2 separate regions of the Homo sapiens genome follow, and region 2 is linked to region 1. The links are chromatin contacts, found by Hi-C or POLR2A ChIA-PET in ENCODE. All regions are on one chromosome and are shown on one strand. The core of a region is the stretch at or near the end of the contact, and the rest is flanking DNA. Distances in the headings are between cores, read along the strand shown. Region 1 holds the start of DDR1 (discoidin domain receptor tyrosine kinase 1). Region 2 holds the start of HCG21 (HLA complex group 21).

Region 1 (6,644 bases), core at 851-3,350:
TCTGGGGACCACGGATGGGTAATCAGGCCCTCTTGGTCTTTGGTGCTGCTCTCTGGGCCCCAGGATGGCTGGGATTTCCCTCTCAGGCCCCTGGGAATCTCGGCTCCGAGTCCCGCATTCCAGCTGGCTCCAGCTCCCTTTCCGTTGTCACTTGACTCCACTGGGCCCCAGCCTTGCATCCCTCCCACTCCTCCAGCCTAGAGCTGGGGCGAGGTGGGCATCACCACTAGGAATTTCTCCTGAGGCAGTGAGAAGAGGGGACAAAGGTTTCAGGACTCTCTAGCTCCTTCTGCTCTCCCCAGTGGACCCCTCTGTCTGGCACTGCCATGCCACTTAGCTGGGGTCAGCGTGGGCCTGGGGTGTGGAATGTCCCACCAGGGTATGACGGGCTGTAGCTTGCCTGGCAGGCCTGTTGGGGCTTTCCCAGAGCACAGCTCCTGGAAGGAGGGGCTGTGGGCTGCCAGGTGAGGTGACTTGGGAAGCCTTGGCCCCACCCCCAGGCTGGCCCCACCCCCAGTCCAGCGTCTCCTGGGCCTAGATTCCCCAGCTGCTGTTCTCTGGAGGGGTAGGTGTTCTGGGGGAATGAATCCCTGGGGGCTTGGTGGGACAGGAAGGCGGGAAGAAGCTGCTCTTCGAGTGACCCTGGGGCTGTCTGTTAGCAGGTCCCTCAGCCGTTGGAACGTCCTTGGGCTTCTGAACTAGTGCCCATGTGTGCCTCGGCCTTTCCCAAGGGCCAGCTTCTTCCTGGTAGTGCTTTTGTGTACTTGTCTGGTTGGGACTTCGTGTTTCTTTCTTGGGATTGTTGTCTGGGACTGCAAGCAGGGTATGTTTTTATCTACTGTGAGGTTCCTGGGGCGGAGATGTGCAGTGGAGCGAGAACTTCCTGTGACCGTGACATTGTCTAGGTGGTGAGCAGGTGTGGGGGTGTGGAGAGAGGTGAGGGGCTGAGGTAGTGCTGAGTGGGGAAAAAGCACCTCCCACCACAAGCTGTTCTGTCCCGCTCCATCCTCTGCCCAGTAGCTCTCTCAGTTGCTTTGCCTACTCAGTCTCACTGTTTCATCTTCCCTGGGTCTCTTGGTCCCCTTCCTTTTGACTGTGTGTGATTTTCAGTGTGCCTCCATCCTTCTCCTGCTCCTCTTCTTCCTCCTCCCGACCACTCAACTTTGTCCTGGCCTCATTTTTGGCCTCTTCTGGCCAGTGATCAGACCCTCTGGCCCACTACGGCCAGAGCTGGCTGGGCCTGAGGGAGGCTTGCCCTGAGGACTCCTGAGTCCCCCTCCCACTCCACTCCGTTGGGAGCCCAGGGGAATCAGGGCCTGGGCGTCTGGACCCCCGGGTCCCTTAGAACGCCCTTCAGAGAGAGGAACTGAGAGGAGAAGGAGAAGAGAGTGGGCCCGCCTTCAGGGTCTGGGGCCTTCCAGGTTGGGTCGTAGGGGCGGGAGCGCACAGGCTGCGAGAGAGGAGCAAAGGTTGGTGGAGGGAGAAGAGCAGTCTGGGGCCTGGCTGGACAGGTGAGCCCTGAGACCTGAGCTCTGCTCCCTTCTCTGGGCTAACTCCCGCAGCTGGGCTGGGCCGAGCCTGTGGGAACCTGCTTCTTCCTCTGTGCCCTGGGGCTGCTCCCCTTTGCCTCTCCCACCAGGAACCGATCCCAGAAGTAGGAGGGGCGTCTTCCCCTCGTGGGCCCTGAGCGGGACTGCAGCCAGCCCCCTGGGGCGCCAGCTTTGGAGGTTCTCGTTTGGGGAAGCGGGGGTGGGCTGCGAGTGGGTGGAGGGGGCTGGGCGCGGAGCCGGCCGGAGGCAGCGGCGCGGGCGGCTGGGCGGCCTGGGAGCGCCCAGGCGGGCTTGGCGGGCGGGTTACCTGGGGGAGGCCGGGCCGGGCGCTAGCGCGCGGGGTGGGCGTGGCGGGCGCGGGGCCTGGAGCTCGGCGCCGGGCGTGGGAGCCACTGGGACTACTGGGTCCGGGAGGGGGAAGGGAGGGCTGCGAGCCCGAACGCGCGGCGAGAAGGCCGAGGGGAGGGAGGGGAGCGAGGAGCGGGAGGAGGAAGGGAGGGAGCCGAGGCGAGGGGGAGGCGGCGCCTGGGCCCGAGCCGCCCCAGCCCTGGCTCCTCTCCCCGGAACAGGCCCCCGACAGCTGCTCTCGGGAGCCGCCTCCCGACACCCGAGCCCCGCCGGCGCCTCCCGCTCCCGGCTCCCGGCTCCTGGCTCCCTCCGCCTCCCCCGCCCCTCGCCCCGCCGCCGAAGAGGCCCCGCTCCCGGGTCGGACGCCTGGGTCTGCCGGGAAGAGCGATGAGAGGTAGGGAGAGCGGCGGCGGAACCCGCGGGCGGAGGCCTGGGGCTCTTGGGGTGGGGGCGCGCGGCGGCGCCTGCAGGGCGAGGGGCGGGGGAGGCAGGACGTCCCGAGCCATGCTTGGTCGTCCAGCTCTTCTAAGCCTCCCTGCCCGCCTCCCCGATGCTCTGGCATACCGTCTGAAAACCGGGGGCGGGGACTGGGTGGAGGTGAAGCCCGTGACCTCCCAGAAAGAGTTTTGAGCCTCCAGCCTTGAGGCAAGTCCCCTCTCACTCAGTGCGGAGGAACTGAGCCCCGGGAGGAGGTGCTCCTGTGCAGCCCCACTGAGTCAGCTCATCTATCGCCTGCCCTCCACCTGGCCAGTCCCTGCGGGCATCTAACTGCTAAGCCTCCGCTCAGCCAACACCCAGTTGGTCAGTCTGGTCACAGTCCAGCAAAAAGAGGGACTGCCACTCTAACCCACCAGTGACACCACTCTTCCCGGCTGGATGGTCAATTAGCTCTGGCATGAGAGAATGTCACTGCCGGTGAGCGCCAGCTTCAGGGTCCCACCCCCCCATGCCTGGCTCTTGGCTGAACATTTCTTCCCAGCGCTTCCAGCAGCCAGAGGCAGGCGCCCAAGCTCGCTGGCTGTTGCTGAGGGCCTGTAGGTGTGTCCAGGACTGAGTGGTGTGGTGGAGACAGGTGAAAGGGGAGTGAGTGGAAAGGCAGGGAAAGGCTGTTGTCCTTATTGCCACTCTTCCCACCCAGCGCCCACCTGTTCCCTGCCCCCTCGACGTCCCTCTGGCTTGGTCACCCATGTGTGTTAGAGGCTGGGCCCCAGTTCTCTGGGGATCCTGTGCCCAAGGGCCCGGGTGTGTGTGTCTCATGCTGTCTTTTGGTCACAGGAGCATGTGGTGTCTGTCATTTCATGTTCACAGGTGTCTGAAGGTGGCTATTCACTGAGCGATGGGGTTGGACTTGAAGGAATGCCAAGGTGTGGACGGGTTGATGTATGCATGAGCTTCTGTGTTTGCTCTGTCTCAGAAACTCTGTGAGGGTTGTCAGGGACACTGAGAGGTGGGTGTGTGCATGCCACATTTAGCCTCGCTGTTTACAGCCAGTTCAGTAAGTTTGTGTGTTTCACCGTGTGTGTGTGTACAGAGCTGTGTGGGTGTTGTCTGAGTGGGACTTGGGGGTTGGGAGAGGAGCGTGAAGGGCTTGAGGCAGGGTGGCCTGGCCCCTGGTTTGTCTTTGGTTGTAATGGAGTGGAAGGGGGTGGGATTGGGGAAGGTCTTCTGGGCTTGTCCTCTCTTGCCCTCTGGGTCTCTGACTGTGGACTGAAGACCCAGTGGAGAGAGATGAGGTGACTGGGGGTGTTGGAGAACAGACAGCCCAGACGTCTCTGTGCTTCTCCGTGTTCCTCTGCTTGGCTCTGTGCCCCGTGTTTCTGAGCCTGCTCTATTTACCTCTTGCATTGTGGCTCTCGCTCTGTCTCCGCCTGCCTCGTATCCTCTGCCTGCCTTTGTATCTCTGCCCCGGGCTCCTCTCGGCTCTGTGTGGCTCTGATGACTCATCTGGGATAGGCATGAAGGTTACTTAGGGGAACAAGAGCCCCGCTGTTCCCGAGAGAGGTGGGGTTGGAGAGCGGCACCCAGGAATTCCAAGCCAGTCTCCTGGGACTCTGGCAGCCTGCTCCCCGGCGCTGGACCCTAAGGGACCAGGCGTGATGCCTTCTGGTTCTAGCCTCTGAGTGCCCCCCACAACTCAGTCGTCCCCCTCAGCTGCTGCTTCAGAGCTCTGGGGTCTCAGCTGCCTCTTACATTCCTGCCCTAGTGCATTGTGGGAGCAGCTGGAGGAGGACAAAGGGATGGGGGAGTATCCCCCACTCCTCCTACCTCCTGGGGTGACCTGCCTTCCTTGTCTTTAGACCCGCCCTCGTCTCCAAGGCAACTCAGCCTTTCCTCAGTCCCTCAGAGGCAGCCACCTTCTGGAAGTGGGAACTGGGGGGACTGGATGTCTGGGTCTCAGGAAGGCAGAGCAGGGATAACTGGGCCCAAGATGCCCTGAACCTGATAAGAGGTGGCAGTCGAGTCCCTCAGGACTCCAGGGCCTGGAGACTTCAGTACAGGGCTCTGAGACCAGTACAGGTTAGGATAGCTTTTCCTGCAGCAGGGGAGGGGAGAGTAGTTACTTGGGTTTGTAAGGAGATGCCATTTAGAATAGTTTTATGTGGGGTAAGCTTCCTGGGCCTGAGGAACAGAGTAGGGATTTTCAAACTTTAATGGGCACAGGTCACCTGGGAATTGTGTTAAAAGGCAGATTTTGATTGAGCAGGTCAAGGGTGAGCCTGAGATTCTGATTTCTTCCATGCTTCCAGGTATTGCTGATGGTCCAGGGACCACCCTGGGCCTAGAGGGCTATAGGGGACAGTAAGACTAGAAGGTGCTGGGGTCCCCTCTGCCCTTCTCTTAGAATTCTGGACTCCTATGTGGGAGGGCAGCAGGGTGAGCTGGTCCAGGCTTATCTGATGTTTAATTCTATCATATCCTCAACAAGGAATTGCCCAACCTTTCCTGGGACATATTTATTTTTTAAAAGTCAAAATGATTTTCATATTCTTTTACATATCTTATGATTTTACATAAATGCATTTATGTTACAAGATTTAGAAAAATAGTACAATCAACCTGTCTTTTTAAATTTGCTTTTCTTTTGCCCCGTTCATGTTAACTCTTGTTATATTGTATTCTATTGTTATATTCTATTATATATTCTCTCCTTCTAGACGTACACACAGGTATATATACAAACATGGGTGCTTGTTTATTCTATTTTCAAAAGGTGGGATATTTTTTATACTTCTGTTGCTTGCTTTTCATATTCAACAGATATACATGGAAATCACACAAAGTTAGGAATATATTGCCTCTTTGTTACTTTTCATAGCTGCATAGTAGTCAATAAACCTTATTTTTTTTAATTCCAGCCTGTCCCCTGTGGGCATTCACATATCTTACAGATTTATGTCTTACAAAAGGTACCATAATAAACATCTTTGAAATCTTCTTTTTTATTTTTATTTTTCACTTTTTTTAAAGAGATGGGGTCTCACTATGTTCACCAGGCTGGTCTCTAACTCCTGGCCTCAAGTGATCCTCCCATCTCGGCCTCCCAAAGTGCTGGGGTTACAGGCATGAGCCACCAGACCCAGACCTGCACATATGTTCTTACTTCCTGGTGCTTCTCTCTCGAGGGAATGCTGGGTCGAAGAGGATGTGCATTTTTAATTATAATAGACATTGCTAGATTGCTTTCCAAATAGAAGATAACACTCATTTCTGCCATTGAGCATGGTGCCTCCCTTTTCATCACTTTCTACCACTTTTATATGTTACAGCCTTAAAAAAATATCTTGTCAGTCTGCTTGGTATTTCCCTGAGGCTGGTGAATTTGACCATTAAAAAAAATGTTTGTTGGCAATTTGGCTTTGCTTTTCTGTGAAATGACTATTCACATTCTTTGGCTGTTTCTTTATTGGGTTACTTATATATTTTTTCTTGTCAGTTCCTAAGGGGCCTTAGTTTATTGTAGTTATTAAACCTTTTCCTGTTGTATGTGTTATAAACATTTTTTGCACACTTGTTGTTTGTTCTAAGCCGTTGTTTATGGGGATATTTTGCCCATTCCTGATTGGAGAAATGGGGCTTTAGGAAGTTATTTAACTGATCTCTGCCCTAGTTTCTTCATGTGTTAAATATGGATAGTAATAGTATCTACCTTATGAAGTGACTGTGAAGATAAAATTATGGATTCTGTTTAAGGGTTTAGGCCAGTGTCTGGCACAGGGGAAGCATTCTAAAAATATAGCTGATGCTGTTAAACAATGACTGTTGTTGTTGTTTTACTGTTATTATCCCCAAAGCGGCCCATTCTGTCTGTTGCTGTCAGCTATGACTCAGTCCCCTGATTAACTTACGCACCACCCATTTTATCCCCTGCAGAGATGCTGCCCCCACCCCCTTAGGCCCGAGGGATCAGGAGCTATGGGACCAGAGGCCCTGTCATCTTTACTGCTGCTGCTCTTGGTGGCAAGTGGAGATGCTGACATGAAGGGACATTTTGATCCTGGTGAGGAGACTGAATCATGGGTCCCTGAGGGCCAGGGCTTGGGAGGTAGAGAGTTGGGGGCCTTGACCTGTTACATGCCTGCTTTTTACTCAGCCAAGTGCCGCTATGCCCTGGGCATGCAGGACCGGACCATCCCAGACAGTGACATCTCTGCTTCCAGCTCCTGGTCAGATTCCACTGCCGCCCGCCACAGCAGGTACTTGGCACACCTGGCACACTTGTAGCTGCCCCGAGAGGAGCTCCTGGGA
Region 2 (6,940 bases), core at 229-2,728, 70 kb after region 1:
GTTTGATGGACATGTTGTGGGGGCACCAATGCAGAACACTGCACTGAGTCCTAAAGGAAGGACAGGAGCCTTATAGGCAATGCCCCAGACTGACTTGTGAGTGGGGTTTATGGGGAAAGGGAGGGACTGAGGGCAGAGTCTCTGGGTTTCAGGACAGCATTATGTTATTTCCATTCACTATTACTTAAGAGTTTGTGTGTAAACAGGCTCATCTCTGAGTTCTCAGGACCCTTGCCCCCACCCCCATTTTTTTAATGAAAAAAAAAAACAAAAAAAACGGATCCAAGAAGAAAAGAGAATTTATTTCCTTCTCCACTCTCTCCATGCCCTGGAGAAAAAAAAGTCCAGAAGAAATCATAAATATCTCTCATCTACATGGTTGCTTCCTCTTCCTCCCAAATCCCTTAGTTTTCCTAAATGTCTACAGTGGACGCCCTGTTGGTTTGGCTTGCTGGGTTGTGGGTGGACACGCAAGGAGGGGATTTTTATTTGGCCAGCAGTCTCACCCACTGATCTCCACCCCAGACCTTCCCTGATTGGTGTCTCAGCATTTATTTTCCTGTCTCTTCCACCAAAAGCCAGCTGTAGCTTTATCTCGTAAAAGTTACCCATCTTCTCTACTGTCCCCATTCTCTCTCCTCCCACCTTCACCCCAGATTCAAGTTTTCCTCCTTGTAGGCATTTCATCTGTGTGTGTTTTCTGGATTTTCTCTCTCTCTTCTTATGGCCATTTCACCTTATTACTGATTGGGTAGAGGGGGAAAAGGAGAATGATGATGATAGTTTCCTTCTGTCTATTGACCTTTTTTATAATAAAGTATAACATGTTTATAAAGGGCATCATAGTTATTAGACTATCCATTGGGAGAAAGTTCTGACTGGCGTTCCTGGCTCTGGCTGAGACCTTACAGAAGTGGAGGAGACAGAGGAGCTGGAGGGCAGGACTGGCAATCTATGGAGGGTCAAGAAAGGGGAGGCTGAATTTCTATTGCTCCAAAAATGGCTCCTTTCTGGGTTTAGGTAAGAGCCAGCCTCAGTCCAGGCTGGGTTTATTTGCATGGTGACAAAATGAGTAGAAAAACCTGTCAATTAATAAGCAAGTATTTTAAAGCAACTATTATATACTCTGTTGAGGATATAAAGAAGTATAAGACATAGTTCTCACCTGAGACACAAAGACAGGAAAATTAAAATTAAATAATTCAACAAGAGTTGTCACAAGTTAGGTGCTATATAGAATAAAACAACACCCTAATTCATTAAGCCCAACTCCGTGAGCATCTACTATGCCCCCTATTTATGTTAGGACACCAGCCCTGCTCCAAAACCGTTGTGTGCCCATGTCAGTCCCAACAGAAACCTCCCATCACCCATGCAGCCTTGGCTCTCTTACCAGAGTATGGCATCATCACTAATTGAACAGGTGCCCCAGTTTGCTGCCAGGCTCCTAAACGTAACTCCATCCAGAATCAAACAGCAGGGCCACAGGTCACTCGCTATCTGCTCCTTTGGGCATCCCCATTTGCTGAAAGCTGGAAACCTATCATGGTCAGTAATCCCAACCCTGACACTGATGTCACTGAACTATCTGGCCCTGGCTGGGCTGGGAAGGCCCTTATTACTGAATCTCCCACCAGAGACCCGCTCTGCTAAAGGCAAGATTGAAGCTTGACTCTCAGAAAGCAGACATGCCAGATGCCAGAGGGACCCAGACTTAGGCCCCTGGAGAAAGGAGGCAGAGGGACACCTGGGTTCTGGAAGGGGCTGGAGAGCCCTCGAGAAAAGGAGGAAGATGCCTGGATTTTAGTTGTCTGGGTAGACGGTGACTCAGCCTGTGGCATCTGCCAGGACAGGAGTGTCTCTCTGCCCTGGGAGGGATGCAGAAACCCCTAAACTCAGCCTGGACCCCAATTCAAAAACAAAACGAAATAAAAACATCTCTGCCTCTAGAGTCCTAAACATCCAACCGGACAGACCCCTCCCCTATCAAGACACCAAAATGCAGCACTGGAGGTCAAAGGGTGTATAAGGGGGATGGGGAGGTTCTTCGCCCGGCAAAGGCGGACTGTGGGCCCTGGGGCGCGGCGGGTGTCTCCCTCCCACTTTCCTCTCTATTCCCCGCTAATTATCACTTTGAAATCTAGGCGGAAATCCTTTAACAAGCTCCGGGGCTGGGCCCTCATTAGGGATAATTACTTAATCAGTAGGACGGGAGGGAATGCGCTCCCCCAGCCCTCGGGGAGTACACCTCGGGGGGAGCGAGTGCCCCGAGGGCAGGAGGCTGCCGGGGCGCCGGAAGCTGCTGTCCCGGCGGAGTCGCAGCGGGGGCTCCGGTTCCCCGAGACTGCGGCCCTCCCTCGTTCCTCCAGGTTCCGCTTTGCGGGCGGCTTCTGATCTCTTGCGGACAGCTCAGATTAGTGGCTCGAGGCCGCCGCCCCCGCAGCGCCCCAGCCCTACTGCGCCGAATCCCCTCCTCCCAGCCCCCAGCCCCCAGGGAGGGGCCTGGACTGACGGGCCTGGGCGTAGCTCCTACCCCCGTGACATTGGCCATAAAACTGACACCCGTTTGTGCTGTGCTTTCACGTACATCGCACCTGTGATCCTCCGATCACCCTGCGAGTTACGAGGCCTGCTTTACAAGCCTTATAAGAAGTTACAGACCTTATAAGAGTTCTTATAAAGCTTGCTTTACAGATGAGAAAACCGAGGCTCAGAGAAGAGCCCTGTTCAAACCCACACGGCTCCTATGGAACAGAAGGCTTGCTTTATTTTCTCCAAGCCTCAATTTCACTTTGTTCCTCAGTGGAGCCAGGTTCTCTGACACCAAGGCAGCCCCACCTGGACGGGTGGGATGTTACAGGGACCACCTAAGGAACAGGGTGTAATTGAGATTTGCACGAGGGTGTCCAGCCCCTTCTTCCAGAGTCCAGGCCTCCCTTTCCAGCTCCTTGAACGTCCAGAGTCTTCTTCTGGCCTCACTGCCAGTATCCCAGGTCAGGGTTTTTTCTGCCAGCCTCTGTCCCCGGAGACACATTAACTGGCCTCATAGTCACAGGCTCTGCATCCTCCCCTCACAGTGCCCAGCTGTCCCTGGAGAGGTGCTGGCAAAGTAAGAAGATCCAATGATTTGGGACACAGTCACCTTCATTTTTCTCCCCTCTGCCTCCTACAAAGGCCTCTGTCCCAGAAATGAGACATCCCAGAGAAAACAGGTTTCTGCTGACCTCTGGCTGGGAGGGTGGGTCTCCTCTCCTCCCACAGATGTGATTCCCTTGTTCTCTCCCGCTCCCTCCTTCTTCCCTCATATTGTCATGGCCTTAAGATACCCCTCCCTGGAGAGGGAGCGTCCAGAAGTTACGGCCTCCCCTGCCTGGTGGCAACTATAAATGCCACAGCTATGGTCAAGTGAGAAAAGAAATTAAGCCAGACATATTGTGGGAGCAACCCTCAGAACCCAGGAATCCAGCATTCCCAGTCCCCACTCACCACTGTCTTGGAACCTACCCCAACTGATCTTACTCCTCCCAGAACCCTGCCCCTGGCAAGCTTTTAATTCTTCCTGCAACTTCATGTCCCATTGAGACACCAGGCATCAAGGCCCCCTCTGGAGCCCATCTGCCCTCTAGAACCCAGGCATTCTAGATAACAACTTCCCACATGGATTATTTCAAGATGAGGTGAGGGAAATTACCTCCCACCTCCTGCATCCAGGTGATGCTTCTCTTTGGAATCTTGAGACTGGTAAGTGAATTATCCATCAATCGGAGAAGACACTGAGGCCACAAAAAGTCTGAAGGAGACAAGGGTTCCTGTCCCAGGCATTCTGTTTGCTTTTCTTATTCTCATTCTTTTGCAAAAGCAAAAAGCAAGCAAAGATGATGAACTTCTTTTTTGCCCCTTTCTGCAAAAGCCAGTACTAACCTTAACCCCCACTAACCACGATTTTGACCCCCAACTTCACCTTGCAGCAAACCCACCTTCATCTTCCCCTTCCAATGCTCCGCTGTAAGCATGAACACAAATAATAGCTGTGTTGTATTTCCTTAGAATCCCGGGTTTAACGGCTGCTCAACAAATGCTTTGTATCTAACTTGAAAATTCTAGTTTCAATATCATCTTTAAATATTTATTAGAGCTAGGCTCCAAGTCTAAAGCCAAGTGAAATGAAAATATCACTTCCAGAAATACTGCCTAAATTAAAATCCTCAGTAGGGCTTTCATAATCCCCGGATAGAGACAGGGAGGGATCCTTCGGATCCCAGGGATACGGGAACTGTGGGTGATATTAGCCTGAAGAGAAGTACAATCCAAATTCCTGTCTTCCTAGCCATTTCACCTGACTTCTCTCCACCTGACTTCTCTCCTTGGTCCCTTCAATGTTTCAAGTTTCTCTGCCTAATGACTACAACCCAATGTCAGGCAGATTTATAAAGCCCCTTCGCTTCCACTGTAGGATGGAATGCCATAAAAAGGGAGCAAGGAGACAGTTGTGGAATTGGAATAAACAGAAACAGCCCTAGGCTGAATGAACAGGAGGCTGCTTTGTGGTGGCTTCTTTGATGTCTGTTTCCTGCATCCTCTCTCTGCTCTCTTATCCCAGGCACTCTCCTGGAGACCCTGCCTTGCACATCCTGTTCTTTTCCTCCTCCCTGCGTCTCTGTGAGCTTGTTCATTTTAAGAGGCCCAAATTATTACTGCAACAGGCAACTTCCAAACTCATATTAAGTCTACCTTGGCTCTGAAATCCAGTCCTTTATTTTCAATTTTTTTTCAATAATATCTTCACTTGGATGTCACATCATATCAAACGTGACATTCACGTGTTCATCTGGCAAACATTTTTTGAGCATCTACTCTGTGCTAGTTCTGAAGATAAATCAGTGAACAAAACAGCAACAGGCCCTGCCTTCAGGGAGCTCACAGTTCACTAGGAAAGGCAGAGATCACACAAAGAAGGCATATAATAAAAGAGAGGCACAAGTGTGCAAAATACTGTCAGGACCCACCTCGTCTTCCCACCATCAAGTCTAAAAAGCCGCCTTCATCAGCATCCATTCTCCCCTGCTAACATTGGAGTGTTCGTGCATCTTGGCTCTGGCTCCCCCATCCCACACCTCCTGCCTTCTTCATGGGCTTCTTCCCCTTCCAGTTTTTCCTTCTCCTTCTACAGGGTCCTTCCCAACACCAGCCAAATAAGCCCTAAGCAGTGTGCACAGGAAGCACCCAGAGGAGAGTATTTTTAAAAAGTAGATTTCTAAAGACCCGGCACGGTGGCTCATGCGTATAATCCCAGCACTTTGGGAGGCTGAGGTGGGCGGATCACGCCAGGAGTTTGAGACCAGCCTGGACAACATAGCGAAACCCCGTCTCTACTAAAAATACAAAACTTAGCCAGGTGTGGTGGTGCACACCTGTAATCTCAGCTACTTGGGAGGCTGAGGCAGGGGAATCACTTGAACCTGGGAGGCAGAGGTTGCAGTGAGCTGAGATCACACCAGTGCACCCCAGCCTGGGTGACAGAATGAGATGCTGTCTCAAAAAAATAAAAAATAAATAAATAAAATGGAGATGGCCACTGGATGCAGTGGTTCAGGCCTGTAATCCCAGCACTTTTGGAAGACAAGGTGGGAGGATTGCCCAAAGCTAGGAGTCAGAGACCTGCCTGGGCGACATTGCGAGACACTGTCTCTATTAAAAAAAAAAAAAAAAAAATTAACAAGTTCCCCAGGCACTCCTGATGTGGTCCAGGGACACACTTTGGAAAGCTCTGCTCTGCTGGCAGCCATCTTCACAGACCCCCACCCACATCTTCTCAGCCTTGCCCCCATCAGCTCCCCTTCATCACCAAGCCTCTTGAAACAATCCCCTACAAACACTATCTTCATGTCCTTATCTCCTACTCTCTGTGTGTATGTATTTTCTCTGCAAGTTTTACCAGAGCAATCCATGTAAATAGTTTAAAGAGTCCAATAGTTCCATAGATTTATTGCAAAAACTAGCACGGATGCACCCTCCCCCTTTTCATGTCCAATTCCTGTTCTCCAGAGGAGACGACTTTTAACTTTTAGCTTTTTATCCCAGTATTTGCAAGTGCAGATTTAAACATCATGCCCATATTGTATTGCAATTCATAGATTTTTTTTAATGAGACCTTAAATTGCGTCTTTTATTGGACTAAAGAATATTGTAAGTCTCAAAATAGCTTCCTGTCCCAATCTCACCTCTGAAAGGACTTACTAATTTAAATATATCTACTATGAACTGAACAGTGTCCCCCCTAAATATGTTTAAGTCTTTTTTCTATTTTTTTTTTGAGACAGGGGCTTGCTCTGTCATCCAAGCTGGAGTGTAGTGGCACAATCATAGCTTGCTGCAGCCTTGACCTCCTGGGCTCAAGCGAGCCTCCCATCTCAGCACTCACCCCTCCCAGAGGCTGCCACCATGCCCAGCTAATTAGTTTTGTTTTAAATTTTAGTAGAGACCATATCTCACTATGTTGCCCAGGCTGGTCTTGAACCCCTGAGCTCAAGTGATCCTCCTGCCTTGGCCTCCCAAAGTGCTGGGATTATAGGCATGAGCCACCGTGCCCGGCTCATATGTTGAAGTCTTAATCATCAATGTGACTATATCTGAAGATAGGGTCTTTAGGAAGTAATTAAAGTTAATGGGGTCATAAGAGTGGTGCCCGAATTCAATGGGACTGTGGCCTTATCAAAGGAGAAAGAGAGTTCTTTCTGTCTTCACTATGTGAGGACACAGCAAGAAGGCAGCCATCTGCAATCCAGAAAGGAGCCCTGACAAGGAACCAAGTTGTCCAGTACCTTAACCTTGGACTTCCCAGCCTTCAGAACTGTGAGAAGACAAATTACCATTGTTTAAGCCACCCAGTTTGTGGTATTTGCTATAGCAGTCCAAGGTGATTAAGACAGTATCCAATATC

Evidence for each region. Hi-C counts contacts between places; a loop is a spot of excess contacts on that map. ChIA-PET counts read pairs that join two places held with the same protein, here RNA polymerase II (POLR2A). Pooled maps may share reads with other maps.
Region 2: a loop to region 1 is called in a pooled map, with 4 times the contacts of the local background. The contact joins the promoter of HCG21 here to the promoter of DDR1 in region 1. A Hi-C loop is called at or near these places in 2 of 37 single-sample maps with no recorded cell type and 6 of 50 pooled maps. POLR2A ChIA-PET finds 5 or more read pairs at or near these places in 8 of 52 experiments (CD4-positive, alpha-beta T cell, CD4-positive, alpha-beta memory T cell, PC-9 and 5 more).

What each region holds. Positions count from the first base shown.
Region 1 is chr6:30,882,419-30,889,062 of GRCh38, forward strand. It overlaps DDR1 (discoidin domain receptor tyrosine kinase 1), which reads left to right and starts at 2,101. Exons shown (of 18, transcript NM_001297654.2): 1 at 2,101-2,292; 2 at 6,270-6,396; 3 at 6,490-6,592. The coding sequence starts at 6,312. RefSeq lists enhancers at 1,636-2,409, 2,479-2,986, 4,002-4,508.
Region 2 is chr6:30,953,384-30,960,323 of GRCh38, forward strand. It overlaps HCG21 (HLA complex group 21), which reads right to left and starts at 1,479. Exons shown (of 3, transcript NR_138040.1): 1 at 1,394-1,479. MUCL3 (mucin like 3) reads left to right here. Exons shown (of 3, transcript NM_080870.4): 3 at 1-838. RefSeq lists an enhancer at 2,329-3,009.